2 separate regions of the Mus musculus genome follow, and region 1 is linked to region 2. The links are chromatin loops, found by intact Hi-C in ENCODE. Cell type or tissue: left cerebral cortex. All regions are shown on one strand. Each heading gives the region's core, and the rest is flanking DNA. Links, peaks and the distances in the headings are about the cores only.

Region 1 (16,385 bases), core at 4,950-12,949, 420 kb before region 2:
TTCTCTCTAACTGAGGCCAGAAAAGGCAGCCCAGTTAGGGGAACAGAATCCACAGGCAGGAGCAGAGTCAGTAATGATTCCTGCTCCCATTGTTGGGGGACCTGCTACATATGTGCGGGGGTGGGGGGTGAGGGTTAGTGTGGGATTTAGGTCCAGCCTGTGTTCACTCTTTGGTTGGTAGTTCAGTCTCTGGGAGCCCCCAAAGGGGGTTGAATCTGTTGTCTTCTTGTGGAGTCCCAATTCCCTCTGTGTCCCTCAATCTTTCCACCAACTCTTCCACAAGACTCTACAAGCTTTGTCTAATGTTTGGTGTGGGTCTCTGCATCTGTTTCAGTAAGTTGCAGGGTGGAGTTTCTCAGAGGACAGTTATTCTAGGCTCCTGTCTGCAAGCATATCATTAATAGTGTCAGGGATTGGGTTTTGCTCATGGGATAGGTCTCAAGTTGGGCCACTCATTGGTTGGCTATTCCCTAATGGGAACCTGCTTAGCCTTAGAGGAGCAGAGGTGAGGTGGGACATAGCAGTGGATGAGGGCCAAGCTGGAAACAACCCAGATATCCCTCAGCCAAAGAATTGATACAGAAAAATGTTGTTCATTTATACAATGGAATACTATTCAGCTATTAAAAATAAGGATATCATGAATTTTGCAGGTAAATGGATGGAAGTAGCAAATATCATCCTGAGTAAGGTACCCTAGACTCAAAAGGACGTGAATGGGTATGTATTCACTGTAAATGAATATTGGCCAAAGAGTACCAAATACCCATGATACGACAGTAAGAAGTTTAACAAAAAGGAAGACCCAATTGAAGATGCTTCTATCCTACTTAGAGAGGAAACAAAATAATTATGGGAGGCAGAGGGAGGGAGGGTCCTGAGTGGGAGGGGGTAGGGGAAAAGGGGGTGCAGGATCAGGTTTTGGGGGAGACAGGAAAGAAGCCCAGAGGGCCAGGAGAATGAATGGAAATGTGCAGCAGTGAGACATTCCCAGGGCTTAATGGGGATGACCTTAGCTGAACTGTCCAACAGTGGCGAGAAGGAACCTGAAGAGACCACCTCCAGTAGATAAACAGGGCCCCAAGTGGAAGGATGGGGTCACTAATCTTCCTTCAACATTTTTAACCCAGAATTGTTCCTGTCTAAAAGAAATACAGGGTCAAAAATGGAGCACAGATTGAAGGACAGGGCATCCAGTGACCAGCCCAACTTGGGACCCATCCCATGGGCAGGTACCAAACTCTGACACTTTATTAATGCCACATTATGCTTGCAGACAGTACCTTCTAGGTCTCTGGGGCTTTCTAAAGGTTCTTTCCATTCCCACTCCCCAAGCATAAATGTTGCTTCCCAACATTTATGATATATTTCTCCTAGTAAGTTTTAACTAATTAGTTAATTAATTAAGTTTTGAGACATGTTCTTCTGTAATTCAGATTGGCCTAGCATTCATGGCAATTCTCTTACCTCAGCCTCCTACGTGCATGGATATTTTATATCAGTCACCACTCCCAGATCTTCTAATACATTGAAAAGACTTTTAAAAACTAGTTTTTGGCTTTTGGCCGCCGCAGCCATCTTTCAGTAACTCGCCAAAATGACAAACACAAAGGGAAAGAGGAGAGGCACCCGGTATATGTTCTCTAGGTCTTTTAGGAAACATGGCGTTGTTCCTTTGGCCACATACATGCGAATCTACAAGAAGGGTGATATTGTAGACATCAAGGGAATGGGCACTGTTCAAAAAGGAATGCCCCATAAGTGTTACCACGGCAAAACCAGAAGAGTCTACAGTGTTACCCAGCATGCCGTGGGCATCATTGTCAACAGGCAGGTTAAGGGCAAAATTCTGGCCAAGAGGATCAATGTGCGGATTGAGCACATCAAGCACTCAAAGAGCAGAGACAGCTTCCTGAAGCGGGTGAAGGAGAACGGCCAGAAGAAAAAGGAAGTCAAAGAGAAGGGCACCTGGGTGCAGCTGAAGCGCCACCCTGCGCCACCCAGAGAAGCACACTTTGTGAGGACTAACGGAAAAGAGCCTGAGCTGGTGGAGCCCATTCCATACGAATTCATGGCCTAAGGTACACAAATAAAATACCAGCACCAGGAAAAACAAACAAACAAACAAACAAACAAACAAATAAACAAACACTATTTTTGGGGGCGCAGAGTACATTTTGAATCTGTGCTACTGTCATGAGAGCTGTTATAAAGAAATACAAGAGGGCTGGGTGTGGTGACTTATGCCTTTAATCCCAGCACTTGGGAGTCAGAGGTAGATGCAGGCAGAATTCAGTGAGTTCTAGGCCAGCATGGTCTATATAATGAGTTCTAGGCAATCCAGGGATATAGAAAGAAACTCTGTCTCAAATAAAACAATAAATAAATGAAGTTATTATAAAACACAAAGGGAAAAATTAAACTCTTTATGGGTTTGTTATATGGTAAACAATGAATAATTTCCTTTATTTGGATTATATATTCATATCAGCAAAGGTAAAAATGAAAGCTGTCTTTGTAATAAAAGAATTTTCAGAGACATTCATTTCTCACTAAGGTATAGATGTGGGAATATACAGCTCATGTGTATAGGGCTTTTACAGAATAGAGTAGATGAATTACAATGTGTATGAGGACCTAACGCAAATGTTTTTTAACCTTCTTGCATTTACATTTGTAATTTGAACATTGTTACCACACATTTTATCCTTAATTTCCTGGGTTGGTGAGAGGAAAGAGAGAATAAAGATGCACAATAAAGCTTTTGCTAGACCCAGTTAGGAAGTGGTAACATTTTTACTGTCTAATTTTAATACAGATTAAAATTTTGATGAAACAGTTTATTAACATATCTGAGCTGCTTGAAAACTACTTTTTACTTTGGAGAGTGAATAGAATTCTTGCATAGGATAGTACTTGCTAACTTCAGTGTAAAACTGGGAAAAATAAATAAAAATAAAAAATAGCAAACTAACAAAAAACTTCAAACCCAAACCAAAACAACTCTATTTGGTTACAAGTGTTTAAAGTGCCCAAGGGTAGGTAGGCTTGGGAAAATGTGATTTTTTGGGTATATTTTGTAACAGGAAGGTTAGCATACCTCTGTCCATCCACATGTCCATGTGCTTAACCTATGGGCTCTGGATTCTAAAAGTAAAATAAACAATGCACAGATCAGGATCACAGAGCCCAAGGCCCTGGTGTTGAAATCTGTAAGACCAAGACTTAGGGAGAGAAAGGTAGCCCACTGAAACATAGCACCTCAAAAGTCATAGAAAATGGGGTTCACATTGTTGTCACTGCTCTGCAGTTTGAGCCCCAGGCTGTTGCATAGATTTTGGAATCCAAGCTTTCTAAGAGAACTTTGAGCTTACTCAGCTTAAGTGAGATAAAATTGAAATTGCATTAAAATCAGAACTTAGGAGTAGATAAAGCAAGGCTTTACTGAAATGCATTTTCATCTTCAGTGCTAGTGTTGTCTTTGCTTTCTTATACATATACAGCACAGGTACAAAGATCACAAAGCGCCTTTGCGAAATTAGAATATTGTATGATAATACTCTCTCTGAGCTCACAGAGCCTCCTTTAGATTAAGGTATTTCTTGTCATTTTCTGACACAGAAAAATGTGCTACATGCACAAATTTTCAGGCATGAATTTTATCAATGTTGTGATGAAAAAATTGAGACCATTTTAAGGGTCAACTGTCTCTTTTATGGTGTAAAATCAGAGTACAGGCTATAGCAATGGAATGCAATACTATTTTGGTGGGGCATATTTTAATGTACGTTAGACTTCTTAGAGCTTTCTGTGTACCCAAGGATAACCTTGAATGTCTCATCACCCTGCTTCTACCTCTTGAGTGCTAGAATTGCATGAATTTACCACTGTGCCCAGTTTTATGTCTTGTTGGTGATCTAACCTAGGACTTCTTGCATGCTAGTAAGCACTCTACCAACTGAGCCACATCCCATCTCTGGCAATAAATCTTTTGAACTTGTTCCTCTTATTTAACTTAATTTTTGTGCTCCATTGTAAGCATTTCTTCAAACCTTGGCATCTCCCTGGGTCTAGGAACTTGGAGCTTCCAGAATGGCCACGTAGAAAGGAATAGGGAACAAGAAATCTGTTTTGATGACCAGAATGGGAAGTCTTCTCAGACAATCTGACCAAGTGACTCTCCCATCTAATTCTCTCCCATGGCAGTTACCTGCTGGATGGATCCAAACTTACGTTCTAAGTGGAAGAGAGGTCAAGGTACAACCATCTTATTTAGGCTTTCTTAGCTTCTTATCTATCACTTCTGTCTTCCTCTCCTTCTACTTCTTTCTTTCCTAGTGAGTATTTCCTTTTCTTTATATACACATTACCACTCATCTTCTTCTTCAAGTCCTCTTCATCCAGCCCATTTCTACTCTGAACCAAAGGCACCCTTCTCCTTCCCATTGTGGTCCCCAATCATGCTACAAAGATTGAATTTAGATGCATTCCTCCTACAATCTTATAATCTTATGATACAGCAAGGTTAGCAGTTTCAAATAGCTGCCTCTATTTGCAGTCTCAACTATTCTTATCTCTTACTGAGGCAACGTCTTAATTAGGGTTTCAATTGCTGCAATGAAATGCTATTACCAAAAACAAAGTTGTGGAGGAAAGGGTTTATTTAGCTTACACTTATACATTGCTGTTCATCACGAAAGGAAGTCAGGGCAGAAACTCAAACAGGACAGGAACCTGGAAGCAGGAGCTGATGCAAAGGCCATAGAGGGGTATTGCTTATTGGCTTGCTTCAAATTGCTTGACCAGACTGCCTTATTATAAAACCCAGGATTACCAGCTCAGGGATGGTACCACCCACAATGGACTGGGCCTTCTTCTATTGATCACAAATTGAGAAAATGGTTTGCTGCTGGATCTAACAGAGGCATTTCCTTAACTGAGGCTTCTTTCTTTCTGATGACTCTGGCCTTGTCAAGTTGACAACAAAACCAGCAAGTACAAACAGCTAATGTCTTATATCCTTGTCCCAGGATAGGGCCTAGGGTGCCACTGGTGTCAGTGACTGTCTGTCTACAGAGTAAATGAAGATGTATTATTTCTCCAGCCAATAGTATACATTTTTTTGTTTGTTTGTTTCACTCCAGGCATTTGATTCTGGACTTCAGCAAAGAGCATTTATTCCTTAGGCTGAATGGAGTAGACTCAATTCTAGAAAGCTTGCTGTTTTATTAGTGGCCTTTAAAGGACCATTTATTTACCTATCCCCTGACCCATGTGTGTGTGTGTGTGTGTGTGTGTGTGTGTTTATGTGTGCAAGTCTATCCTTGCACCTTGTGTTTTGGAGACAATCTCTCATAGGCCTGGAGTTTGCTAATTAGGTGAGACTAGCTTGCCAGAGAACCCCAAAGATCCCCCTGTTCTTGGATCCCCTGTGCTGTGAAGCACTGCCATGTCCAGCTTTTTACAGAGCTGCTAAAATGAGAACTCAGGTTCTTATGCTTGTGAGGCAAGCCTTGACCGACTCAGCTATCTCCTTAGCTCTCTTTTCTTTTGTGATGAGCTGTGGCTGAGTGTTTTCTACTGTTACATGTTGTATACGTATTCATTGAGAATAAAAAGATGCAGAGACTGGACAGCTCATCAACTTGCCATGGACTCTTCTAGGATGTGAAGGGGGAAACTAAAGAAAGCAGATTCATTCCAGACTGCTCAATACAATGTTTCTCCTTCTGGAAGTTTCATTTCTGGGTTAAATATTTCCATTCCAACAAAATCTCTAGTAAAGTTAGGGCAGGACTAGGTGACATATTGATGTAGTTATAAATGGTCCTAAAAGGTCCCTTTTGGTTTTGGCTAACGCCTGGGTTCATCCAGCTCCCAGGGCTGAGTATTTCTAGGTCAACCATTTCTAGCTTCTCGTCTCCCATAGGGAGGCTTAAAACTCAGATAAATGGTATTTTCTAAGTCATGCAAAATGGAATCTGAATGCTCTTTGTTTAGTTTCCAGTTTACTGCTCTTCCTAGGTAGATAGAAGGGCTCTTCCTGGCTGATGTGATGCCATGACTTACTTATTGGGAGTTAGTTAGATGCTCACTCCTTTCTGATTCCTCCCTTCTCAGCCTGCAGAAAAGTTCTGAATAAAGTGAAAGGAGGAGAGATACTGGAGGAGGGAGGGAGGGAGGGAGGGAGGGAGGGAGAGAGGGGGGAGGGAGGGAGGGAGGGAGGGAGAGAGAGAGAGAGAGAGAGAGAGAGAGAGAGAGAGAGAGTTTTGCAAGGGGGCAGAATGCTGTATTCTGTTGATTTTTGGTATCTCCTGAATGATGCTAAGTCATCTCTGCTGGCTACTTATAGCAGAGAAAATGATAATGTTTCCTGATAATTCCCACAAGGTGCCCCCCACAACTCCAACTTAAAGTAGCCATGACAAAGATGTTAGAATTACAAACACAGTCACTTAGGAAAATTAATATTCTGCAAAAATAAAGGTTCACAGCAGTCCTTTAAAACATATTTTCAATGGTACTCAGCTCTTGTGAAGTAGATAGGGCAGATTTCTAGAGAGACAGCAAAGTCAGTGGTATCCCTTTGTAGCTACTGGGTGTCTGGGTTGCAAAGCATTTGAGTATAAACTGTGCACTCTGAAGCAAAGGAGATAAAAATGATGACATAACACTAGCTTTGATTTGACTTATGATACTGTATTGGTAGAAAAGTCAAATGTGGACTAAGGACATAGGAAGGGGCGAGGTGATGTGGAGGTGGTAAAAGGAGGCCTGCAAGACTTACTGCAGTGCATTCTTACTTAACCACTCTGCATTGCCCATGTGGTGAACTGACCTTCTTCAGTGGTCATATCTGACTGCCTCAAAAGATAATTCCACCTTAATCTACCTCCCGAGCCCAGCCCAGATATGACAGGAACATAGCAGTTCCACATAGAACCAATGAGTTCATTTCTAGAAGCAGAAGGGCAATTCATTTTGCTTGTTCCCTCCATCACTGACCTTACAGTTTGACAGGTACCCAGGGTACCAATTAGGGCTAATTGCTGCTGCTAGTGGTGAAAGATTCTGAGACAAGTCTGCAAAAAGGAGAGCTGTGACCTCTCACTCATTTCATGTAGACTAGACCTATGAGACTGGGCGCTTTAGGATAACACGACAAGTGGCAGAGCTGGTAAGAGGTCGTTAGATGCACAGGGACCTGTCTCATTAGGGCTTACTATGATACCTAAAACCACACTGTAATTAGTTTTCCCAGAAAGAATAATTTCACCTTTGCATCTCGAAATCTTACTTTAATATGGAAGGATACAAAAGTGTCCCTAAAGTAAGGTCATTCTAATTACATAGGAGATAGAAAGTCATTGCTTCTGCCCTGCCTACCTAAAGCAGCAGGAGAAAGTTATGCCCAGTGTAAAAGAATTTTAACACACTTCTGTAATGTGAAAATTTCCTGAATAAAGTTGGGTGAGTAAGCATTGCTTTTAAGATCTTTTAATCTGATGGACAAGAAGCATTGGGTGAAGAATAGTCCCTTTATAACTGTGTAATTTGCCACTGTGCAGAAAGTAGAAAACCTTCTCAGAAGGATTGGTGCTTTTTATCATATATTTTTAAAAAAGAGCAGGACTGGAGTGGTCATTATATCCAACCAGAGGTTTCTTTTTGTTTGTTTGTTTTTTATTTTGAATTGTCTTTTTTTTTCTTTTATTGGATATTTTCTTTATTTACATTTAAAATGCTATCCTCTTTCCAGGTCTTCCTTCCGGAAACCCACTATCCCTTCCCCTTCCCCTGCCTCTATGAGGGTTCTCCCCAATTCACCCACCCACGCACTCCTGCCTTCCCACCCTGGCATCCCCTACTCTGGGGCATCAAACCCCCACAGGACCAAGGGTCATTCTTCCCACTGATGTCCAACAAGGCCATCCTCTGCCACATATGCTGCTGGAGCCATGGATCCCTCCATGTGTACTCTTTAGATGGTGGTCCAGTCCTTGGGAGCCCCTGGGGGGTCTGGCTGCCAACCAGACTCTTGGAACAGGTATTTCATGTATGGGTAGTCAAAGCAAGCTTCAATAAGTGCTAACTGAGGTTATAAATGGTATTCCTTTTGAAACCAAACCTCCTCCTTCAAATTATTACCTTTTTTTTAAAAAAAAGAAGAAAGAAAAACAAAAACAAAAAGCCAAAAAAGCCAACTTTGTTCAGGTCTCACCAGATGTTCCAGATGGTATGATTTAAAGTGAGGACCTGATTCTGAGCTAAAAATCCAACACACGGGAGGATGGCTTCCAACCTCTTTAGTAAAGTGCATCATAATAAGGCATTTGCCCATTGCTTACATTCTAGAAAAGTTTAAAAGTGTGTTTTAAATGACAGGTAGCTGGTTGCTCACTTTTCCATAAATTTATTAGAATAAAGAATAAATTTCACCCATGAGATATAACCTAGTCCAGACAGCCCACTCTAGATTTTAAATTATAATAAGAAACAATTTTATTGTTTAATTACTTATAAAACAAATAGAAAATAATTGAATTCAATTTAATATAGTTTAAAAAATGGGCTCGGAAGAATTTGGTTAGGACTTAGGATTTTTTTTTTTAAGATTAAATAAACATTTTATTTTTACAGAAATAAAAGTAAATTTTCTAGCAGGCATTTCTTTTTTTATTATTATTTATTTTTTTATTAGGTATTTTCCTCGTTTACATTTTCAATGCTATCCCAAAAGTTCCCCATACCCACCCCCCCAATCCCCTACCCACCCACTCCCCCTTTTTGGCCCTGGGGTTCCCCTGTACAGGGGCATATAAAGTTTGCAAGTCCAATGGGCTTCTCTTTGCAGTGATGGCCGACTACATATGCAGCTAGAGACAAGAGCTCCGGGGTACTGGTTAGTTCATATTGTTGTTCCACCTATAGGGTTGCAGATCCCTTTAGCTCCTTGGGTACTTTCTCTAGCTCCTCCATTGGGGGCCCTGTGATCCATCCAATAGCTGACTGTGAGCATCCACTTCTGTGTTTGCTAGGCCCCGGCATAGTCTCACAAGAGACAACTATATCTGGGTCCTTTCAGCAAAATCTTGCTAGTGTATGCAATGATGTCAGCGTTTGGAAGCTGATTATGGGATGGATCCCTGCATACGGCAATCACTAGATGGTCCATCCTTTCATCACAGCTCCAAACTTTGTCTCTGTAACTCCTTCTATGGGTGTTTTGTTCCCATTTCTAAGAAGGGGCAAAGTGTCCACACTTTGGTCTTCGTTCTTCTTGAATTTCAGGATTTTTGGGAGAGGATCTGAATCAAGCAGTTCTTATCTTCATCACCAGATGGCACCATAAGATTAGGCTTTTGTGTGTGGATGTGACAGCTGTACTGGTGGCAGAGGTAATTGAGGTGGGGGAGGTGCAGCAGCAGCAGTTTACAGGCTTGTCCAGCTTTCATTTTCTTTTTGCTATATTTCTCAAATATTTACCAGACAATGTGATATTTTTTCTTCTCTCGATGCCGTGTGTGTGTGTGTGTGTGTGTGTGTGTGTGTGTGTGTGTGTGTGTGCGCGCGCGCTTGATCTTGTGTGTACATACGAAGGCCAGAGGTTGACTTTAGGTATTTTCTTGAATGTCCTACACTTTATATTTTGGAAAGATGTCTGTTAGTAAACCTAGAACTTGACATCATGACTAGACTGGGTGGCCAGTGAGCCCCAGGATTCACCTGTCATTACTTTCTCAGAACTAGGGTTACAGGCATGAACCACCGTTCCTGGATTTTTTTTCTTTTTTGGATGCTTGAAATACAAATTTAGGTCCTCATGTTGTCCAAGAAGGGCTTTATAAAATGATGAATTTTTATGATGGATTTTAAAATTTAAGTTAATATCCCTTTAATAACACTTTGCATGACCCCTTCAATCTTGGGTCATCAATTGCAACTGAGGCTGGACCTTCACCAATAGTCTTCTTTGGCCTCTCACAGTGCTGAGCCTCAGCTGCTCTTCATGACCCCTTCATGCCTTCAAAACTAGTACCACCTGGGTGACTCTTACACATTACCATGTCTAGCAACAGCACAAGGTACAACCTTGGCTATCTCTGGAACACAGCTCCTGTGCTCTCAGAAAACACTTCCCAGATGTCCCCTCAATGAAGCTGGTCTCTTAATCATCGCTAATTTCTTTTTTTTTTCCATTTTTTATTAGGTATTTAGCTCATTTACATTTCCAATGCTATACCAAAAGTCCCCCATATCCACCCACCCCCACTCCCCTGCCCACCCACTCCCCCTTTTTGGCCCTGGTGTTCCCCTGTACTGGGGCATATAAAGTTTGCAAGTCCAATGGGCCTCTCTTTCCAGTGATGGCCGACTAGGCCATCTTTTGATATATATGCAGCTAGAGTCAAGAGCTCCGGGGTACTGGTTAGTTCAAAATGTTGTTCCACCTATAGGGTTGCAGACCCCTTTAGCTCCTTGGCTACTTTCTCTAGCTCCTCCATTGGGAGCCCTATGATCCATCCATTAGCTGACTGTGAGCATCCACTTCTGTGTTTGCTAGGCCCCGGCATAGTCTCACAAGAGACAGCTACATCTGGGTCCTTTCAATAAAATCTTGCTAGTGTATGCAATGGTGTCAGCGTTTGGATGCTGATTATGGGGTGGATCCCTGGATATGGCAGTCTCTACATGGTCCATCCTTTCATCTCAGCTCCAAACTTTGTCTCTGTAACTCCTTCCATGGGTGTTTTGTTCCCAAATCTAAGGAGGGGCATAGTGTCCACACTTCAGTCTTCATTCTTCTTGAGTTTCATGTGTTTAGCACATTATATCTTATATCTTGGGTATCCTAGGTTTGGGGCTAATATCCACTTATCAGTGAGTACATATTGTGTGAGTTTCTTTGTGAATGTGTTACCTCACTCAGGATGATGCCCTCCAGGTCCATCCATTTGGCTAGGAATTTCATAAATTCATTCTTTTTAATAGCTGAGTAGTACTCCATTGTGTAGATGTACCACATTTTCTGTATCCATTCCTCTGTTGAGGGGCATCTAGGTTCTTTCCAGCTTCTGGCTATTATAAATAAGGCTGCTATGAACATAGTGGAGCATGTGTCCTTCTTACCAGTTGGGGCATCTTCTGGATATATGCCCAGGAGAGGTATTGCTGGATCCTCCGGTAGTACTATGTCCAATTTTCTGAGGAACCACCAGACTGATTTCCAGAGTGGTTGTACAAGCCTGCACTCCCACCAACAATGGAGGAGTGTTCCTCTTTCTCCACATCCACGCCAGCATCTGCTGTCACCTGAATTTTTGATCTTAGCCATTCTGACTGGTGTGAGGTGGAATCTCAGGGTTGTTTTGATTTGCATTTCCCTGATGATTAAGGATGTTGAACATTTTTTCAGGTGTTTCTCTGCCATTCGGTATTCCTCAGGTGAGAATTCTTTGTTCAGTTCTGAGCCCCATTTTTTAATGGGGTTATTTGATTTTCTGAAGTCCACTTTCTTGAGTTCTTTATATATGTTGGATATTAGTCCCCTATGTGATTTAGGATAGGTAAAGATCCTTTCCCAATCTGTTGGTGGTCTTTTTGTCTTATTGACGGTGTCTTTCATCGCTAATTTCTTATCTCTAGCTAACCAGTATCAATAGTTCCAGTAATGCAAAGGTTTCGGTTTAGTAGTTCTAGTATCTTGTTATTCACAGATAATTCTTCAGCTCCAGTAGCCAAAACTACAGAATCTTCACAATCAAAACAGCAACGGCCCTGATAAGAGTCTTTAATCTTTCCTCTGAAATTTCACAAGCCAGGCCTCCATTTTCTTAACTGTTCTCAACATTATCTTCCAAGCCTCTACAGAACATCCCACAGATCTCTTAACACAGAATGGATCTTCTAGCCCAAAGTTCTAAAGTTCTTCCACAGTCTTCCCCAAAACATGGTCAGGTTGTCACAGGAATACCCCACTATGCTGGTACCAATTTGTCTTAGTCAGGGTTTCTATTCCTGCACAAAACATCATGAACAAGGAGCAAGTTGGGGAGGAAAGGGTTTATTCAGCTTACACTTCCACACTGCTGTTCATCACCAAAGGAAGTCGAGACTGGAACTTAAGCAGGTCAGGAAGCAGGAGCTGATGCAGAGGCCATGGAGGGATGTTCCTTACTGGCTTGCTTCCCCTGGCTTGCTCAGCCTGCTCTCATATAGAATCCAAGACTACCAGCCCAGAGATGGTCCCACCCACAAGGGGCCCTCCCCCCTTGATCACTAATTGAGAAAATGCCGTACAGTTGGATCTCATGGAGGCATTTCCCCAACCGAAGCTCCTTTCTCTGTGATAATTCCAGCTTGTGTCAAGTTGACACAAAACCATCCAGTATAATATATTAAAATGGTACATCAAATAACAAACATTATACATACTAATTGGTTGCCATGTTAGATTTGATATGCATGTACATTGGGTCATGCTCAAATCAGGCTAGGCATATTTATGTCTTCAAACATCATTGACTTCTCTGTGTTGAATATATTTCAGATCTTTTATTCCACGTTCTTCTTGTGTTAGTACATTACTGTCATTTATCATCACTACTGTGGCACTTCTTGCTCTTATCTAACTTAATAGTACCTGTTGATCTACTACATCGTTGCTTCCCTCCACAGTCTATGCAATCTCCATTCTATTCTATGAGAATGACAGAGATGAATGAGATCAGGGAGTATATGTCTTTCTGACCTTTGTTCTTCTTAACACAATGATATTTATATTATTTATTATTTTTTACACTACAGATTTTATTCCCTCTCCTTCCACCTTCCGACTGTTCCACATCCCATACCTCTTCCATACCTCCTTATGCATCATTTCTGATTTAACACAGAACGTGCAGTCCTCTGCTGTATGTGTGTTAGGGGCCTCATATTAGCTGGTGTATGCTGCCTGTATGGTGGTCCAGTGTTTGAGAGATCTCGGGGGTCCAGATTAATTGAGACTGCTGGTCCTCCTCAGGGTTGCCCTCCTCCTCAGCTTCTTTCTGCCTTTGCCTAATTACAGGGGTCAGCAGCTTCTGTCCATTGGTTGGGTGCAAATATCTGCATCTGACTCTTTCAGCTGCTTGTTGGGTCTTCCAGAGTGCAGTCATGATAGGTTCCTTTTTGTGAGTACCCCAGAGCCTAAGTAATAGTGTCAGGCCTTGGAACCTCCCCTTGAGCTGGATCTCACTTTGGGCCTGCCACTGGACCTTCTTTTCCTCAGGCTCCTCTCCATTCCCATTCCTGTAGTTCTTTTAGACAGGAACAATTATGGGTCAGAGTTTTGACTGTGGGAGGGCCACCCCCTCCCTCATTTGATGTCCTGTCTTCCTGTTTGAAGTGAGCTCTATAAGTTTCCTCTCCCTACTGTCAGGCATTCATCTAAGGTCCCTCCCTTTGAGTCTCTCACCTCCCAGGTCTCTGGTGCATTCTGGAGGGTCCCCCAACTTCCTACCTCCCAAGGTTACCTGTTACAATTCTTTCTGCTGATCCTCAGGGCTTCAGTCCTTTTCTGATCAATACAAGATCAGCTTCCCCTCTCCCTCCCCATCACAGTCCAACTTGTTTCCCAAGTCCCTCCCTCCCTCCCCACTTGTGATGTGATTGCTTTTTTCTCCATTCAAAGTGGGGCAGAAAAATCCTCACTTGGGCCCTTCAACTTGTTGAGCCTTTTGAATTCTGTGGACTGTATCTAGTGTATTCTGTATGAGGTTTTTATTGTTTCTTTTTCTTTTTTGGTTAATATCCACTTATTAGTGAGTACATACCATTCATGTCCTTTTGGGTCTGAGTTAACTCACTCAGGATGATATTTTCTAGTCCCATCCATTTGCATGCAAAAGTCAGGATGTCCTCATTCTTAATAGCTGAGAAGTATTCCCTTGTGTAAATGAACCACATTTTCTGTATCCATTCTTCTGTCATGGAACATTTAGGTTGTTTCCAGCTACTGGCTATCACAAATAAGGCCGCTATGAACATAGTGGAACAGGTGCCCCTGTGGCATGGTAGGACACACCTTTTGGGTATATTTCCAAGAGTGGTATGGCTGGGTCTTCAGGTAGATTTATTTCTAATTTTCTAAGGAACCTCCAGATTGATATCCAGAGTGGTTGTACCAGTTTGCAATCCCACCAGCAATGAAAGAGTGTTCCTCTTTCTCCACATCCTCTCCAACACATGTTGTCACCTGAGGTTTTGATCTTAGCCATTCTGATTAGTGTAAGGTGGAATCTCAGGGTCGTTTTGATTTGCATTTCTCTGATTACTAAGGACTTTAAATATTTCTTTAGGTGTTTGTCAGCCATTCAAGATTCCCCAGTTATGAATTCTTGGTTTAGTTCTATACCCCATTTTTTGATAGGGTTGTTTGGTTTTTTGGTGATTAACTTTTTGAGTTCTTTATATATTTTGGATATTAGCTCTATTGGATGTGGGGTGAGTCAACATTTTTTCCAATCTGTAGGTTGCCAATTTGTCTTATTGACTATGTCCTTTGCCTTATAGAAGCTTTCCAGTTATATAAGGTTCCATTTATCAATTCTTGATCTTAGAGCATGAGCCATTGGAGTTCTGTTTAGGAAACTTCCCCCTGTGCCGATGACTTCAAGGCTCTTTCCCACTTTCTCTTCAATTAGATTCAGTGTATATGGTTTTACGTTCAGGTTCTTGATCCACTTGGATTTGAGCTTTGTACACGGTGAAAAATATGTCTATTTTCATTCTTCTACATGCAGACAGCCAGTTAGGCCAGCACCATTTATTGAAGATGCTTTCTTTTTAACATTGTATGTTTTTGGCATCTTTGTTAAAGATCAAGTGATGGTAAGTATGAGGTTTTATTTCTCGGTCTTCAATTCTATTCCATTGATCAATGTGCCTGTCTCTTTACCAATACCATGCAGTTTTTATCACTATTGCTCTGCAGTAAAACTTGAGGCCAGGGATGGTGATTCCCCCAGCTGTTCTTTTAATGTTAAGAATTGTTTTCGATATTCTGGGGTCTTTTTTTTTTTTTTTTTTTTTTTTTGCCTTTCCAGATGAATTTGAGAATTGCTCTTTCCATGTCTTTGAAGAATTGTGTTGGGATTTTGATGGGGATTATATTGAATCTATAGATTGCCTTTGGTAGGATGGCCATTTTTACTATGTTAATTCTGCAAATCCATGAGCATGGGAGATCTCTCCATTTTCTGAGATCTTCAATTTCTTTCTTGAGAGACTTGAAGTTATTGTATTACAGGTCTTTCACTTGTTGGGTTAGCGTTACCCCAAGAAATTATATACTATTTGTGGCTATTGTGAGGGGATTTGTTTCCATAATTTCTTTCTCAGTCATTTATCATTTGTATAAAGGAAGGCTACTGATTTATTTGAGTTAATTTTATATCCGGCCACTTTGCTGAAGTTGTTTATCAGCTGGAGAAGTTGTCTGGTAGAAGTTTTTGGGTCACTTATGTATACTATCATATCATCTCCAAATAGTGATACCTTTATTTGTTCATTACCAATTTGTATCCCTTTGATCTCTTTTTGTTGTCTTATTGTTCTAGGTAACACTTGGAGTACTATATTGAATAGATATGGGGAGAGTGGGCATCCTTGTGTTGTCCCCGATTTCAGTGGGATTGCTTCAAGGATGTCTCCATTTAACTTGATATTGGCTATTGGTAAAATTTGCAGTAAATTGCTTTTATTATGTTTAGGTATGGGCCTTGAATTCCTGATCTCTCCAATATTTTTAACATGAATGGGTGTTGTATTTTGTCAAATGTTTTTTCTTCATATAAGGAGATGATCATTTGATTTTTTTCTTTGAGTTTGTTTATATAGTAGATTACATTAATGGATTTTCATATATTCAACCAACCTTGCATCCCTGGGATGAAGCCTACTTGATTGTGTTGAATGATGGTTTTGATGTGTTCTTGGGTTCATTTCACAAGAATTTTTTTTTTTTTTTTTTGGTTTTTTGAGACAGGGTTTCTCTGTATATCCCTGGGTGTCCTGGAACTCACTCTGTAGACCAGGCTGGCCTCGAACTCAGAGATCTGCCTGCCTCTGCCTCCCAAGTGCTGGGATTAAAGGCGTGCGCCAGGCTATTTCACAAGAATTTTATTGAGTATTTTTGCATCATTATTCATAAGGGAGATTGGTCTGAAGTTCTCTTTTTTGGTTGGGTCTTTGTGTAGTTTAGGTATCAGAGTAATTGTGACTTCATAGAACAAGTTAGGTAGTGCTCCTTCTGTTTCTATTTTATGGAATAGTTTGAGGAATATTGGTATCAGGTCTTCTTTGAAGGTCTGGTAGAATTCTGTACAAAATACATCTGACTCTGG
Region 2 (16,385 bases), core at 4,644-12,643:
TAATATTGTTGTTCTTCCTATGGGTTACAATCCCCTTCAACTCCTTCAGTCCCTCCTCTAACTCTTCTATTAAGGATCCCGTGCTCAGTCCAATGGTTCGCTGTTAACATCAGCCTCGTTTGTAAGGCTTTGGCAGGGCCTTTCAGGAGACGGCCATATCAGATTCCTTTCAGCAGGAACTTCTTGGTATCTACAATAGTGTCTGGTCTTGGTGATTGTATATGGAATGAATTCCCCAGGTGAGACAGTCTCTGGGTGGCCTTTCCTTTAGTCTCTGCTCTACACTTTATCTCCATAAGTGCTCCTATGAGTATTTTGTTCCCCTTCTAAGAAGTAGCGTAGTACTCACACTTTGGTCTTCCTTCTTACTGAGTTTCATGTGGTCTGTGAATTGTATCCTGGTTATTTGAAGCTTTTGGGCTAGTATTCACTTATCAGTGAGTACATACCATGTGTTTTCTTTTGCGATTGGGTTACCTCACTCAGGATGATATTTTCTAGTTCCATCCATTTGCCTAAGAATTTCATGAATTCATCATTTTTAACAGTTGAGTAGTATTCCATTGTGTAAAGACACATTTCTGTATCCATTCCTCTGTTGAGGGACATCTGAGTTCTTTCCAGCTCCTGGCTTTTATAAATAAGACTGCAATGAACATAGTGGAGCATGTGTCCATATCACATGTTGCAGCATCTTCTGGGTATATGCCCAGGAGTGGCATAGCTGGGTCCTCATGTAATACTATATTCAATTTTCTGAGGAACTGCCAAACTGATTTCTAGAGGGTTTGTAACAGCTTACATTCCCACCAGCAATGGAGGAATGTTTCTATTCCTCCACATCCCTGCCAGCATCTGCTGTCACCTGAGTTTTTTATCTTAGCCATTCTGACTGGTGTGAGGTGGAATCTCAGGGTTGTTTTGATTTGCATTTCCTTGATGACTAAGGATGGTGAACATTTCTTTAGTTGCTTCCCAGGCATTTGGTATTCCTCAGTTGAGAATTCTTTATTTCCATTTTTAAATAGGGTTATTTGGTTCTTTGGAGTCTAACTTCTTGTGTTAATTGTATATATTGGATATTAGCATTCTAACAGATGTAGTATTGGTAAAGATCTTTTCCCAATTTGTTGGTTGCTTTTTTGTCTTATTGACAGTGTTCTTTTTCTTACAGAAGCTTTGCAATTTTATGAGGTCCCATTTGTTGAATCTTGATCATCAGGTCAAGCCATTGGCGTTCTGTACAGAAATGTTTCCACTGTGCCCATATATTCGAAGCTCTTCCCCACTTTCTGCTTTTTCAGTTTCAGTGTATCTGGTTTTATGTGGAGGTCCTTGATCCACTTGGATTTGAGCTTTTGTTAAGGAGATAAGAATGGGTCAATTTGCATTCTTATACATGCTGACCAGCACTTGAACCAGCACTATTTGTTAAAAATGCTTTCTTTTTCCCCACTGGATGGTTTTAGCTTCTTTGTCAAAGGTCAAGTGACCATAGGTGTGTGGGTTCATTTCTGGGTCTTTAATTCTGTTCAATTGATCTTCCTGCCTGTCTTTGTACCAATACCATGCAGTTTTTATTGTTATTGCTCTGTAATACAGCTTGAGGTCAGGGATGGCGATTCCATCAGAAGTTCTTTTATTGTTGAGAATAGTTTTCGCTATCATGGATTTTTTTGTTATTCTAAATGAATTTGCAAATTGCTTTTTTAACTCTATGAAGAATTGAGTTGGAATTTTGATGGGGATTGCATTGAATCTGAAGATTGCTTTGGGCAAGATGGTCATTTTTACTATATTAACCCTTCCAATCCATGAATATGGGAGATCTTTCCATTTCTGACATCTTCTTTGGTTTCTTTCCTCAGAGTCTTGAAGTTCTTGTCATATAGATCTTTCATTTGCTTTTTTAGATTCACAGCAGGTATGTAATATTATTTGTAGCTATTGTTAAGGGTATCATTTCGCTAATTTCTTTCTCATCCTGTTTATCCTTTGAGTAGTACTGATTTGTTTGAGTTAATTTTATATCCAGCAACTTTGCTGAAGTTGTTTATCAGCTTTAGGAGTTCTTTGGTGGAATTTTTTGGGTCACTTAAATATATAATCATATCATCTACAAATAGTGGTATGGTGACCTCTTCCTTTCCAATTTGCATCCCTGTGACCTCCTTTCCTTGTCTAATTGCCCTAGCTAGAACTTCAAGTAGTATGTTGAATTGATAGGGAGAAAGTGGGAAGCTTTGTCTAGTCCTTGATTTTAGTGGGATTGCTTCAAGTTTCTCTCCATTTAGTTTGATGTTGGCTACTTATTTGCTCTCTATTGCTTTTACTATGTTTAGGTAAGGGACTTGAATTCCTGCTATTTTCAAGACTTTTGTCATGAAGGGGTATTGGATTTGTCAAATGCTTTCTCAGCATATAATGAAATGATCATGTGGGTTTTATCTTTGAGTTTGTTTATATAGTGGATTACTTTGATGGATTTCTGTATATTGAACCATCCCTGCATCTCCGGGATGAAGCCTACTTGATCGTGGTGAATGATCATTTTGATGAGTTCTTAGATTTAGTTGGCAAGATTTTAATTCAGTATTTTTGCATCAATGGTCATAAGGGAGATTAGTCTGAAGTTCTCTTTTTACTTTTGATCTTGGTGTGGTTTAGGTATAAGTGTAATTGTGGCTTCATAGAATGAATTTGTTAGTGTACCTTCTGTTTCTATTTTGTGGAATAGTTTGAAGAGTATTGGTATTAGTTTTTCTTCAAAGGTCTGATAGAATTCTCCACTAAACCCATCTGGTCTTGGGCTTTTTTTTTTTTTTTTTTTTTTTTTGGTTGGAAGACTATTAATGACTGCTTTTATTTGTTTAGGGGTTATGCTAATGTTTAGATGGTTTATCTGTTCCTGTTTTAACTTTGGCACCTTTTATGAGTCTAGAAAATTGTCCATTTCATGCCAATTTTCCAATAAGTTGAATATAAAATTTTGTAGTAGGAGCTGCTGATTTTTTAAATTTCCATGATTTACATTATTATGTCTCCCTTTTCATTTCTGATTTTATTAATTTGGATACTGGTTCTGTGCCTTCTGGTTAGTCTGGCTAAGGGTTTAATCTATCTTGTTGATCTTCTCAAAGAACCAGCTCCTGGTTTTGAGGATACCTTGTATAGTTCTTTTTGTTTTTATTTGGCTGATTTCAGCCCTGCATTTGATTATTTCTTGCAGTCTACTCCTCTTGGGTGTATTTCCTTCTTTTTGTTCTAGGGATTTCAGGTGTGCTTTCAAGCTGCTAATGTAAGCTCTCTCCAGTTTCTTTTTGGAGGCACTTAGAGCTATGAGTTTTCCTCTTACCACAGCTTTCATTGAGTCTCATAAGTTTGCATATGATGTGTATTCATTTTCATTAAATTCTAAAAACTCTTTAAATTTCTTTCATTATTTCTTCCCTGACCAATTTATCATTGTGTAGAACATTGTTCAGTTTTCATGTGTATGTGTGTTTTCCATTGTTTTTGTTGGAATTTAAGACCAGTCTTAGTCTGTGGTGATCTGATATAGGGTGTAAGGGATGACTCCAATCTTCTTATATCTGTTGAGGCCTATTTTGTGACCAATTCTATGGTAAGTTTTGGAGAATGTACCATGAGGTGCTGAGAAGAAAGTATTATTTTTTGCTTTAGGATGAAATGTTCTATAAATATCTGTTAGATCCATTTGGTTAATAACTTCCATGTGTGTCACTGTGTCTCTGTCTAGTTTTTCTTTCCGTGATCTGTCCATTGATCTGAGTGGGGTGCAGAAGTTTACCACTATTATTTTGTTGGGTATGATGAGTGCTTTGAGCTTTAGTAAAGTTTCTTTTTTGAATGTGGGTGCCCTTGCATTTGAAGTATAGATGTTCAGAATTGAGAGTTCATCTTGGTAGATTTTTTTCCTTTGAGCAGTATGAAATGCCATTCCTTATCCTTTTTTTGTTACATTTTGGTTGAAAGTTGATTTTATTTGATATTAGAATGGCTACTCCAGCTTGTTTCTTGGGATCATTTGCTTGGAAATTTGTTTTCCAACCTTTTTTTCTGAGTTAGTGTCTAGCTTTGTCACTGAGGTGCATTTCCTATATGCAGCAAAATGCTGGGTCCTACTTAGTTCTGCAGTCTATTAGTTTATAGTCTATTGGTCTTGTTTATCAGGGAATTAAGTCCATTGATGTTAAAAGATATTAAGGAAAACTGATTGTTACTCCCTTTTATTTTTGTTGTTAGAGGTGGCATTATGTTTGTGTGTCTATCTTCTTTAGGATTTGTTGAAATATCACTTTCTTGCTTTTTCTAGAGTGGTGTTTCCCTCCTTGTGTTGGTATTTTCCATCTATTGTCCTTTGTAGGGCTGGATTTGTGGAAAGATATTGTGTAATTTTTTTTTTTTTTTTTTTTTTTTTTTTTTGTCATGGAATGCCTTGTTTTCTCCCTCCATGGTAATTGAGAGTTTTGCTGGGTATAGTAGTCTGTGCTGGAATTTAGGTTTTCTTAGGGTTTGCATGACATCTGCCTAGGATCTTCCAGCTTTCATTGTCTCTGGTGAGAAGTCTGGTGTAATTTTGATTGGTATTCCTTTATATGTTGCTTGACCTTTTTCCCTTACTGCTTTTAGTAGTCTTTATTTGTTTAATGCATTTGATATTTTGATTATTATGTGTCAGGAGGAATTTTTTTTTCTGGTCCAGTCTATATGGTGTTCTATATGCTTCTTGTATGTTCATGGGCATCTCTTTCTTTAGGTTAGGGAGTTTTCTTCTATAATTTTTTTGAAGATATTTCCTGTCCCTTTAAGTTTGGAATCTTTACTCTCTTCTATACCTATTGTCCTTAGGTTTTGTCTTCTCATAGTGTCCTGGATTTCCTGGCTGTTTTGGGTTATGATCTTTTTGCATTTTGCATTTTCTTTGACAATGTTGTGTCAATGTTTTCTATGATGTCTTCTGCACCTGAGATTCTCTCTTCTATCTCTTATGTTCTGTTGGTGATGCTTGCATCTATGACTCCTGATTTCTTCCCTAGGTTTTCTAGCTCCAGAGTTGTCTCCTTTTGTGATTTCTTTATTGTTTTTATTTGCATTTTTAGATCCCCGATGGTTGTATTCATTTCCATCTCCTGTTTGATTGTCTTTTCCTGTAATTCTTTAAGTGATTTTTGTGTTTCCTTTTTAAGGACTTGTACCTGATTACCTATGTTCTCCTGTATTTCTTTTAGGGAGTTATTTACATCCTCCTTAAAGTCCTACATCATCATCATGAGAAGTGACTTTAGATCCCAATCTTACTTTCCTGGAGTGATGGTGTATCCAGGACTTGATATGGTGGGAGAATTGGGTTCTGATGATGCCAAGTAACCTTGATTTCTGTTGCCTATGTTCCTATGCTTGCTTTCTGCCATCTGATTATCTCTAGTACTCCCTGCCCTCACTATATCTGACTGGAGCCTGTAATCCTGGTTGAGTCAGAGCTCCTCAGAGTCCAGCTGTCTCTGTCATCCTTTGATTCCTGGATCCTGTGATCCTGAGATTCTGGGTGTGTCAGAGTTCCTGGGAGTCAAGCTGCCTTTGAGACCCGAGATCCTTGTGTGAACAAGTTCCTGGCATTCTGGAATCCAGGGATCCTGGTATCCTAAAATCCTGGTCATGATAGAGTGCCTGGGAGTGGCGCCTCTTCTGGGATTGGTTGCCATGTTCTCATCTAAGATAGACAGGCACTGGCTTATTCTAGTATTAACCAGAATTAATTACCTTAAGTTTATATATTTGTTATTTTTTTTTGTTGCTAAGATAAAATTCCAAAGAAACCTATGGGAGAGTTTATTTGCTTTATTTTTCTAGAATGATATAGTTCATCATGACTTAGGGGAAAGGTAGGCATGGCAGCAAACAACAGGCCAGACAGTAGGAACAGGAAACTGTGAGATAAGTTCTTTAACCACAAAGAAGCAGAGATAGCAACTTGGAAGTGGGTCAAGGTTATGAACTTTCAATCCAAGACCATACCACCTACCTCAAACAGCATCAATACCTGGGAACTGAGTGTTCAAATACCTGAGGCCATGGGAACATTTCTCATTCAAACCACCTCAGTGCACAAGTAAACATGATCATTACTTTTTTCTAGTCATGACATGTTTGATTACTAACACTTATGAAATTCATGTTCTGCTTGAAGATACAGTATGACTCTCGTTTTACCTCATATGAATTTAGGAAAATAGTATTTAAACAGCAGAATAATTTTTTAAGACATTTTATGAAGCATTATAGTGGAAAAAATCTCTTTTCCAACTTTTTACTTTAGCCAGTACTTTGGCCAGTAAGTTTATAGTGGAGTGGACAAGAATTAAGGTCAGTAAAAGAATGCACAAACAGAATGAGCAATATGTCAGAAATGAAGAGATCATCAAGTAATGTAAAAACAGCTATGAAAGAAGCCAAGCACTGAGTCAGAACCCAGAGTCACTTCTTTATAGAATTGCTTGCTAGTTGTCCACAGCAGTTGTAACCTGCCCAGGAGGCTGACAATTTACAAAGAGCCCTTCTAGTCTTGAATATTTTCTCCTATTTTCCTCCACATGTCTACAGAAAGAAAAGGGAAAGGAGGTGGCTGTAGTTAACTTCTGTTTCCTGTCAGTGCACACCTCTCTTGCTCCTTTTTGGGGAATTCATATGAAAATCCCTGTCCTCTTTTCAAAAATGATACCTACAGCAAAACATCTACATTATTATACCAGAGAGAGACAAACATAGAGATATACACATGTGGGCATGCTTGTGCTCTTGTATGCGAGTATGAGTGCACACACACACACACACACACAGACACAGAAAGGCCCATACACACATAGAGAGAGATAGACACATTCACACAAGAGACAGACAGAAAGATACATGCACAGAGACAGAAAGACACACAGAGACAGACACAAGACACCCAGAGACAGTCAGACACACACACAGACACACACACACACACACACACACACACACACACACATACACAGAGTGGGGCATCCATACAAAGAATAGGTGATAACTGTAGTTAGTGCAGACTGCAAAGGGCAATGACGATTCCTCACAGTGCCTATGAAGTTCATCTGGGTAACCTTTTGCCATTCTTGCTGATGGTGCACAGTGTTCTGTCTGTCCTTGGCCTGAAAGTACTCAGATAGTCATGCTGTCAGCAAAGCATTAGAGCATATTTGGTTTCATAGATCCACTGAAGATATGGGCAGAATTTTGTTTTCTTAAAAAAAAAAAAAAAGGCATTCTTCTTTGCCCTTTTATGTTCTAGGCCTGGTTTTCAGGATTTGACTATGCCAAAAAGTCAAAATCATTTATATTTGGATAGCAATTGTATTTCAAAGATTTCTTTGTGTTTATGTCTATGCATGTGTGCCTCTCTGTGTGTGTTTGCCAAATGCTATCAGGGCATCCTTTAATGCTGTGACAAGGTGTCTGATACACCGAAGGTATGATTACATGTGGTTGTGAGCTGTTGAACTTGGATACTGGGAAACAAAACCTTTGACCTCTGGAAGGCCAGAAAGCACTCAATTAATGTGACATCTCTCCAGCTTTTGTTTATGTTTGTCCTTGAGATAGAATCCCTTTTAGCTCAGTCTGGCCTGGAACTCCTTGTGACCTTGAACATGATCTTGGCTCATTTCTTAATTCTAGGATTATAGGGGTATATTAGTTCATGTGGTGGTGGTGATGCAACACAGGGCCGTGTGAATGCTGGGCTTGCATACTATTAACTAAGCTATATCCCCAAGCTATGGATAATAAATATTATTTAGAACATAAAGTGTTAGTATTCAGAATTGGATATAATTACAATACATTAGGCAAATTCCATTGTTAGGGAGAGTGTATCCCTAAAATCTGAGATTTTGTTATTTGGAAACCATCCTAAGAATTGGAGTTCAGTGTGGAAGTGGGTAGAAACTGCAAGATTCCCCTTTAAAATAATCTTTTTTAAGTTTTGCTGCTGGGCACTCTTTATAACAAACATAGTGATAGTGTTTCATCAATATCTAATGATAATGGTCCCCTTTCTATAAAGCTCAGTTATATATATAGGGTATAGCTTGACTCCCTGCTTATTTTGCTATTCCTGTGCACATTCTAATTTAGTCCACATTACCTGTTTTGGGAACGAGGAAACTATTCTCGAGGGGTAATTACCAGTATAATCGCAGCACCATCTGCTTGCCTTATGTTCTGTAGATGGCTCAACGGATGTAGTTTCAGGAGAGACCTGGGGAAGGAACCCTTCAGGACAGAAGAAATGAAGATAACCAAAATGAAAGTAATAATTAGAGGAGTTTAAAGAGGAAAAGCATATGGTATAGAACATATAGCTTAGAAAGGATCATCTTAGACTCCTGACCCACTTGAGGTTTCCCTGGAAGTAAGAACAGAGGGAAATCCTAGGCCAGCACAGAGAATGGCCAATTAACCTAGGGGGAATCCCCAGAGGGACATAGCAGAGAGGAATAGCAGATGGTATTCATTTGTGATTTAGTGGGAAGAAGTAGCCGCAGGCTAGATGGAGCCAGCAGAACCTGGATTTTCATGCACTAAGGCAAAGCTTTAAAAGGGAAGCCTGAGCCTGGAAGGATTTTCATGCAGTCATCATTCATTTAAAAGATGTACTTAGCACTAGCTAGGAAGGATGTACTTCACTGGCCTATTGGAGTTGATACAGTGATGTTCAAAGTCACAGTTCCTAACCTTGGAGACTATATAATGCATAAGAAAACAGGGGAAATTAAATGTGTGCATGTGTAGGTACGCAACATGCCTGGCATACAAGTATTGTGTGAAGAAGATGATATGCTAGGATGTTTCCCAGAGGCAAGAGATAATTCATGCCAGGACATTGTGGGAATGATTGGGGAATTTAAACAGAAACCTAAATAAATAGAGAGGACTTTTCGAGGCATTGAGACATTGCCTAATATGGAGGTGAGAATCAACACCAGGACTCAGGGGCCATTAATAGAATGGTTCAGAGTTTTAATATTTCTCAGATGACACAATAATCACATAAATATTTCTTAAGCTTTAAAAGCTTCTGAAATTTGACTCTGCTTTCTTAGGCAATGAAGCTGTAGTTAAAGAGATGTTGTTCTTGATGTAGCATATGTTAATCAATTCCTGCAGCTGTCACCCCCAAAATAGCATTTTAGCAAGAATCTTTTTTTTTTTTTCTGAAAAAAATTCTTTTTCTTAAACTATAGAAAACAAAAGGGGAATGGCTTGACCTGTAAAAGCAATTGATGATGTCAGCACCTCTTCCAGTTAAAGGCAGATGAGATCTGGGTCAAAGCAAGTGGAGTTTCTGTTATTCTACGTACATGCCTTATTCTATTAGTGGTATTGTTTAAGTCTTTTTAAGACATCTATATTCACCTCTTTAATGTCACAATATAAATCATAACTTGTTATAATTAAAACTAGCAAAAAAAAAAAAAAAAACCATGATATTACAATGCAAGCTAACTTTCTTTCCACAAATCCAGGGCATCTATGATTTTTTTTTAAAGGTGAAAGAAACATTGCAATTGCTAGCTTTAGTTCTGTATTAACTGAATGACCGTTTACCTTTTGTGTTTTCCCTCTCCTCTTAATTTTTAAAGCACACAAAAGTGAGCGGCCTTCTCCTCTTGTCACAAGCACATGCAGGCCCTCTTTCTGTATAATTGCCCCCTTGACATTCCTCAAGTCTGTTAGCAATAGGAGCTGATAGAATCAATTGAGGTGTGAATTATGTTTAATTAAAACCCATCACTTTAAATTGAGTGAAGGAGCATTTTCTGTTCATTTCACCTCAGCTATTCCAAGCATCTCAGGATTATATGACAGGGGACAGGTTGTATCCTGGGGCATGGGTGGATCAACACAGCTGTCTGTTGCTTGAGACAAGAAATGCTCACCAGTGCTCACTCCTCCTTAGCACTATGGTTGGTACACACCAGGGTCAGTATCATAGAACATCCTGAACTCTTATTCATAGTGCTAATGTCCCATGGGACTTTGAAACATCCCATGATTGCTCATTCATAGCTTACTCTTCTCTAGGGCTCCTTTCTCTCTAAACAATCAGCTTTCCCACAAAAGTGAAACTAAAGTTGTCACCCTCAACACACTGGCAAACAGGAAAATTTTTAATGAACTCTGCCAATTGTCTTTTTCAATTTTAACTTCCACCTTGAAATTTTCAACAAACTGTGGTCCTCTTAATTTATACATCCCTGTGACATTTCAAATTGCATCTGCAATTTTGTTGAAGAATAAGGCATGAGTTCCATGTGGAGAGGGGCTAACTGATGATTTGTTTTTTCTCAGAAGAAGATGGTGAGAGGCTGGTGAAGATGTGAATAGAGGAAATCTACCAACCAAGAGTTTCTGAAATCAATGCAAGGCAGTTAAGAAGGGCATGGACCATATATAAAACAGGAATCATGATCTGTAAAGATAAGCTGTTGAGAAGTAGCTAAGAAAAGGAAATAATTTAAAAAATGATTAGGGAAAGATCATGTTAATGTATTGATAAAACAATGTCTGAGCCATAATGAATCTCAGCCATTCTTAAAGGTTGGTGTACTTTGGTGGATTTGAGTTGCACTGATACTTTTCATAACTGATAGAGAAATTTGTGGTTTTGATAATGAATTATTCTGCTTTGTTCTATTAAAATGTTATCATGATTCTCAGTTAATCAAATATCCTCCAGTCCCTCTTCCTTTGCGGTTCCTGTGCATTAATTGACTACATACTCAAATTGTGTCTTTAACGTAGGTCCTATTCCTTTGGCTCACTCCTGTCTGCTTTTGCACATAGTGTGGGACAACAGTCTCCTAAAAATCTTATTTTCAGTGATGTTCTACACTGCATCTTTTTACACAGTTAGCAGCCTTTTTTATGCAATTGTTGAATTTTTTTCAAATGTTGTACACTTTTCAATATTTTTTTTCCCATTCAGTTTATGATTGAGAGCATCTTCTACAGTGGTGAATGAGACTTTCTCTTATCTAATTGTAACATGCTCTAATAAGTGCTTCCCATCACTCCCCTTCAGGAGCCATTGTTACATAGAGTAAATGCTGTTTTATGTAACCCTACTTCACATTTGCCTCTCTGGGTGAATCCTGTTTCCTCCATCATGTCATATTCTTTAATTTAAAAATATCATAATGTAATTATATAATTTCTCTATTCCCTTTTCACCTTCAAAACTCTTCCATGTTCTCTTTCAAAATCATGGCCTCCATTACTTTAATAGTTCATACATACACAAATATAAATATATATGTATATATATATATATATATATATATATATACAAACAAATGTGTATATTCTTAAATATAAAAATATAACATGCTCAGTCTTTATAATGTTGACATGCAAACACAGACACACACACACACACACACACACACACAGACACACAGAGTTTTCAAGGGTAATCATTTGATCATATAGTATTGGATAAACCATTAGGGGGATTTTCCCTGGGGAAGACTATTTCTCCTGCTGTCAGCATTATTTATTTTTCTGTGGTTCTTTGTCTAGGGTTGAGGCTTTGTGTGTGTGGTTTTTTTCCCATCCACATTAGAATGTTTTCTGATGTCATTCTTAGACAGGTCATATTTAGATATCCATTTTGCTGAGACTTCGTAGGTATAACTTCTCTGACATCTCTAGGAGACACAATCTTGTGGCAAACTTCTTGCTTCTCTGGCTTATACAATCTCTCTCTCTCTCTCTCTCTCTCTCTCTCTCTCTCTCTCTCTCTCTCTTTCTCATCTGTCTTTTGTTATGATTTCCTATCTTTAGGTGCAGGAATTGTGTTGTTAATGTGTCAATTTGGATAGGGCTCCAAAGCGCTTCATTTTTATCTAAACCACCATAATACCTATCTACATTCTAAATATCTATCCTTATACCCACAGGTAAGTTTGTGTCTCACTCTTCACCAATAAAATTTCCTTTTTTAAACAGAGAAAGCCATTTCAAAAATTAAAACTGATTATATTTCTTTCTATGCTGACAATGTTTTGAATGATTAAATCCCACCTGTTCTTCAATTCAAATGCCACATATTCAGTGAGACAACTTTAGACTTAATCTGCAGAATGGAATATCTTCTCCTTGTTCATTTTCTTGTTATGTAACTGCATTGTAATGTATTTGAGTATAAAACACTATTCATTTAAACTATACTCTTGGCTGGTGAGATGGCTCAGCTGTTAAGAGAATTGACTGCTCTTCCAGAGGTCCTGAGTTCAAATCCTAGCAACCACATGGTGGCTCACAACCATCTGTAATGAGATCTGATGCCCTCTTCTGGTCTTTCTGAAGACAGCTACAGTGTAATTACATATAATAAATAAGTAAATAAATAAATAAATAAATAAAAAAGAAATAAATAAATATTTAGAAAATAAAAAGATAAAATTATACTCTGTTGAGTTTTTGTTCAGCCTAGCACATAATATAATACATTGAAAGCAAGTGATGCTCAGGAGATATTGGAATGAACTAATAAATCTATGAAACAGAGAACAGACGTTTTGTACAGGTATGTATGTAATGTGAGTACATGAATGTTTGCATATGCTTGTGTGTGCACATACATGTATAGTCATAATGTGAGTGATTAGGAGTCTTTCTTGAGTTGCTCTCTTTGTATCTCCTCATCAACTGAATCCAGTGCTTGGTAAATCTGTAGTCCATGTAACCTCCCTCTGGATACCCTCCCCCACCCCGGGAGCTGAAAGTCCAATGACGTAACCACATCCACGTCCTATGCTTGTGGCTGCTGGAGATCGGAACTCTGCTTCTTAGGCTTGTTTGCAAAGATCGTGATTCACGAAACATCTCCCTAATCTGAGAATGGATCTTTATGTTGGCAATGCATGTGCTGGAAATTCTACAATTCTTATTGCTCAAGGGTAGAAGAAATCTGTGTATTTCAGGGATTAATCCTTTATAGGACTGAGACAGAGGAAAACCAAACCATTCAAGAAAACAAAGACAAACACCAAGTTAGATTCAGAAGGAGCTGATAGGAAGCTGAGCTCACACTTCTAAATAGTTTGATCTGAGAAAATATTAATTTGTAAAAAAATAAAAAATCCTTCTGAAGAGTTAAGAAAGTGTAATGGTTCACTAGGAAAAAGAATGCAAGCTTTGAACCTTTCAATTTTGAAAAAAAAATGAGTTTTAGGAGCTGGACTGGCAGTTGTCCATTCCACCTGTAATTCCATAAGCCTGCATGCTTGGTTCATTTTTTTAAATTAGATTTTGTTTATATACAAAGGGATCACCAAAAAAATGGGTCTTGACACCCCCATTGCTAAGAAAAACACTGTTTTCCTAAGAAAATGACTACATATACTTTGTGATTTCTTTAGTATCATTTCTTTTTTTTTATTACGTATTTTCCTCATTTACATTTCCAATGCTATCCAAAAAGTCCCCCACACCCCCCCCACACTCCCCTCCCCACCCATTCCCATTTTTTGGCCCTGGCGTTCCCCTGTATTGGGGCATATAAAGTTTGCCTGTCCAATGGGCCTCTCTTTCCAGTGATGGCCGACTAGGCCATCTTTTGATACATATGCAGCTAGAGTCAAGAGCTCTGGGGTACTGTTTTTTTTTTTTTTTTAATATCATTTCTTCACTATCAAAGCACACACCTCTGCCCTCTTTTCTAACTGCTGCTATCAGAATGTCGAAGTCTAACAATACTGGTAAAGGGAAGCAGCATGAGGGGTGGATGGTCAAATCTTTCTAAAATTGGTGGTTTGAGAAACTTAAAATGAAAAGAGCAAATTCTAGATGGAATTTATCTTTTTTTTTTTTGTCTAGTGGATTAAATAGCTACTAACACAGATGGTTTTTCAAATCATTCCATTTATTTAATAGATGATCATAGTTCATGTCCATAGAAGTTGCTTTAGAAAGCTATATTAGTTCAAAACTGCAAAGTAATGGTTAATGTATGGAAGTTCAAAGGCGTTCTGAATGGACTGGGGAAAGGAGATACAACTTAGGAAACAAATTTAGCTATAGTGATTCCTTACCTGAAGTACTGCGACCTCACTGAACAAAACAGCAGAGTGTGTAAAGTTATACGGGGACACACTGGAAAGGGACTTCTGTCATAGAGAGCTCATAGTGAACAGGGATTGGTGTAACTAAAGTGATTTTATCCTTGTGGAGGCCAGATGAGAGAAGGAATAAAGGTGTGTGTGTGTGTGTGTGTGTGTGTGTGTGTGTGTGTGTGTGTGTTGTCTAATGAGATGTTGTTTTTTATGTCATCCCAGGCGAAAGGATTACTCTGCTTCTGTGCTGTCTTATGATAGAAGTCTAAATTTGAAAAACTACATTAGCCTTCTACATCCTTCAATAGGTAAACAGTAAAACAAGTTACTGAAAGTAGATAGTCAATAGAAACTGGAAAGAAAGAGGTTGTGCTCTTGAAGAGGACTGTGCTGTTAGAAGAGTTTGCTTTGATGCTACCTGGAGTAGTTGCTCACTTAGCACAGGAGATAATCAAGATATAATAGGACAGCCACATATACAGTTCTGTCTACCTTGGCATACTTTTGGTAATGAAGCCTGTTGATGTTGGGTAACTTATTGGCAGGTGTATGTATATACAGAGGCAAGTGACACAACTGTGTTCTATTACGTTGGGACTCAGAAGGATGGTCTACTGAAAAAGTTCTGTAACATGGGGATTGTTCTTGAGCTACACGTGTGCATGTAGGTGGAGAAAGTCTGTGTACAAGTGTTGGTGAGTATGTTATATGTTTGAAGGAATGAGCATAAGAGTGAATGTCTTCTGTATATGTTTCATACCTGTACAGAAGAGAATGCTGAAGGGAACCGTTCATGTTATTTTTGATATCAGTTTTTTTAGAAGAAGAGAAGTATCTAGAGATGTGACCGTCTTAGAATTCCTATTTTTGTACGAATGAATTATTTCTGTTTTGGGTAGATAAGCTAGTTTATTCTTATAATGTTGGCCTTTCCATGAATTACTACCATCTCCTTATGAAAGGGATAAGAGATGGTGGTGGTGAAAAGAACACTGTTCACCCCATGGATGGGCTTAAGAATGATATTGTTTTCATCACACGGCATATTTAATTGTAAATGTTAAAATGTATTTAGAAACTTAAAAAAAAATCTTTTGAGTTTTAGACTTGTTATCCCAGAGTTTGGCAAGCTGCCCACTACAGAATCTATCCTATTATAGCATTGCACATCATTTCCATACATCTTCATTTTATGATCTTCATTTTGAATGATTTGATAGTTCAGAGGTGTGGTAATAGATATGAATTCTATTTTGACATGTGGAAGAAGGCATTTAGATGCGGGAGTGTGTGCACTGTGAGATGATTAGAAATTATTATGGGGTAGAAAATTTGTGATTGAGTTTGAATGATTGAATCTATTTTTAAAATGTGCAGAGCTGTTAGCTTTCAACATAATTTGTACAGTCAAAAGAAATCAAAATTCATATCAGTTATTCATATTTTATTTTTGAAATAATCCATTGCTATTTCATTATTTCTTTAAAGGGATGCTTTAACAATAAACCAGTTCCTGCCAAAGGGAAAAGATCAGTTGGAAGTCATGGTGAGAAAATACTTTTCTTTAAAATGGAATTAAGAATTAGTAAATTGAGTTATCTTTAATTAATTACTTGCTGCTTCTGATTCATACATTCCAAGGCAAAGTAGGAAGTAGTTGTCAGAGGTCTAGAGACTTGAAGAACAGACCTCCCACTCCAGATATAGCTTGTTAAGATCCTCCATATTGTTTCTTAGCTATTGTTTGAGACAAGTCACCTGAGTATCCCATAGGACAGTTGGTAGCATGAGGTCTGAGAAGAAACACTCTCTTTAGTCTGGTTTCTAAGATAGATCTGTTTGTCTTCTTATTTTCTAATGTATATACATTGGTTTTTCCAGCAACACACAATTGCTCAGCTGTGATTTGATGCACACAGAGGTGTGACTACTGTTTTCTGTAGAGTGGGGATATCTGAAACCTCAAAGGAGCAGCTTATTTGATTCATGTATGCTTACTTTCTGTCTTCATTTACTAACTCTTACAATGATATATGTTACTTCTAGCCACAATAGCTATTAAGGGCTCTGTATTTCCAGAATCAGATGCCCCAACACAGTGGTCAGTTGATCCATGGAAATCTTTCATTTTCTGTAGGCAACAGGATATGGCTGAGTGTCTCAGATCATCCTTTTCTCCTCCGAGCATTGCTGGAGAGTTTCTATGGTGACAGATTTTCTCTA

What was found. Hi-C counts contacts between places; a loop is a spot of excess contacts. Peaks named below come from ENCODE experiments on the same cell type or tissue, not always from the same donor. Only the 100,000 strongest peaks of a DNase experiment are listed, where the experiment ranks them.
Region 1: it touches region 2 in a loop (3-fold over the local background); 3 of 42 quality-filtered maps call a loop at or near these places.

The regions. Positions count from the first base shown.
Region 1 is chr8:4,859,572-4,875,956 of GRCm38, forward strand. It overlaps the pseudogene Rpl21-ps14. Among named protein-coding and RNA genes, the nearest start is that of Shcbp1, 88 kb to the left of the region's middle. In left cerebral cortex, for the core only: a CTCF peak has its summit at 9,342 (motif pointing right); a DNase peak (open chromatin) is centred at 9,357.
Region 2 is chr8:5,277,531-5,293,915 of GRCm38, forward strand. No RefSeq gene overlaps it. Among named protein-coding and RNA genes, the nearest start is that of Slc10a2, 180 kb to the left of the region's middle. In left cerebral cortex, for the core only: no CTCF peak of the experiment used is centred there; DNase peaks (open chromatin) are centred at 8,523 and 9,233.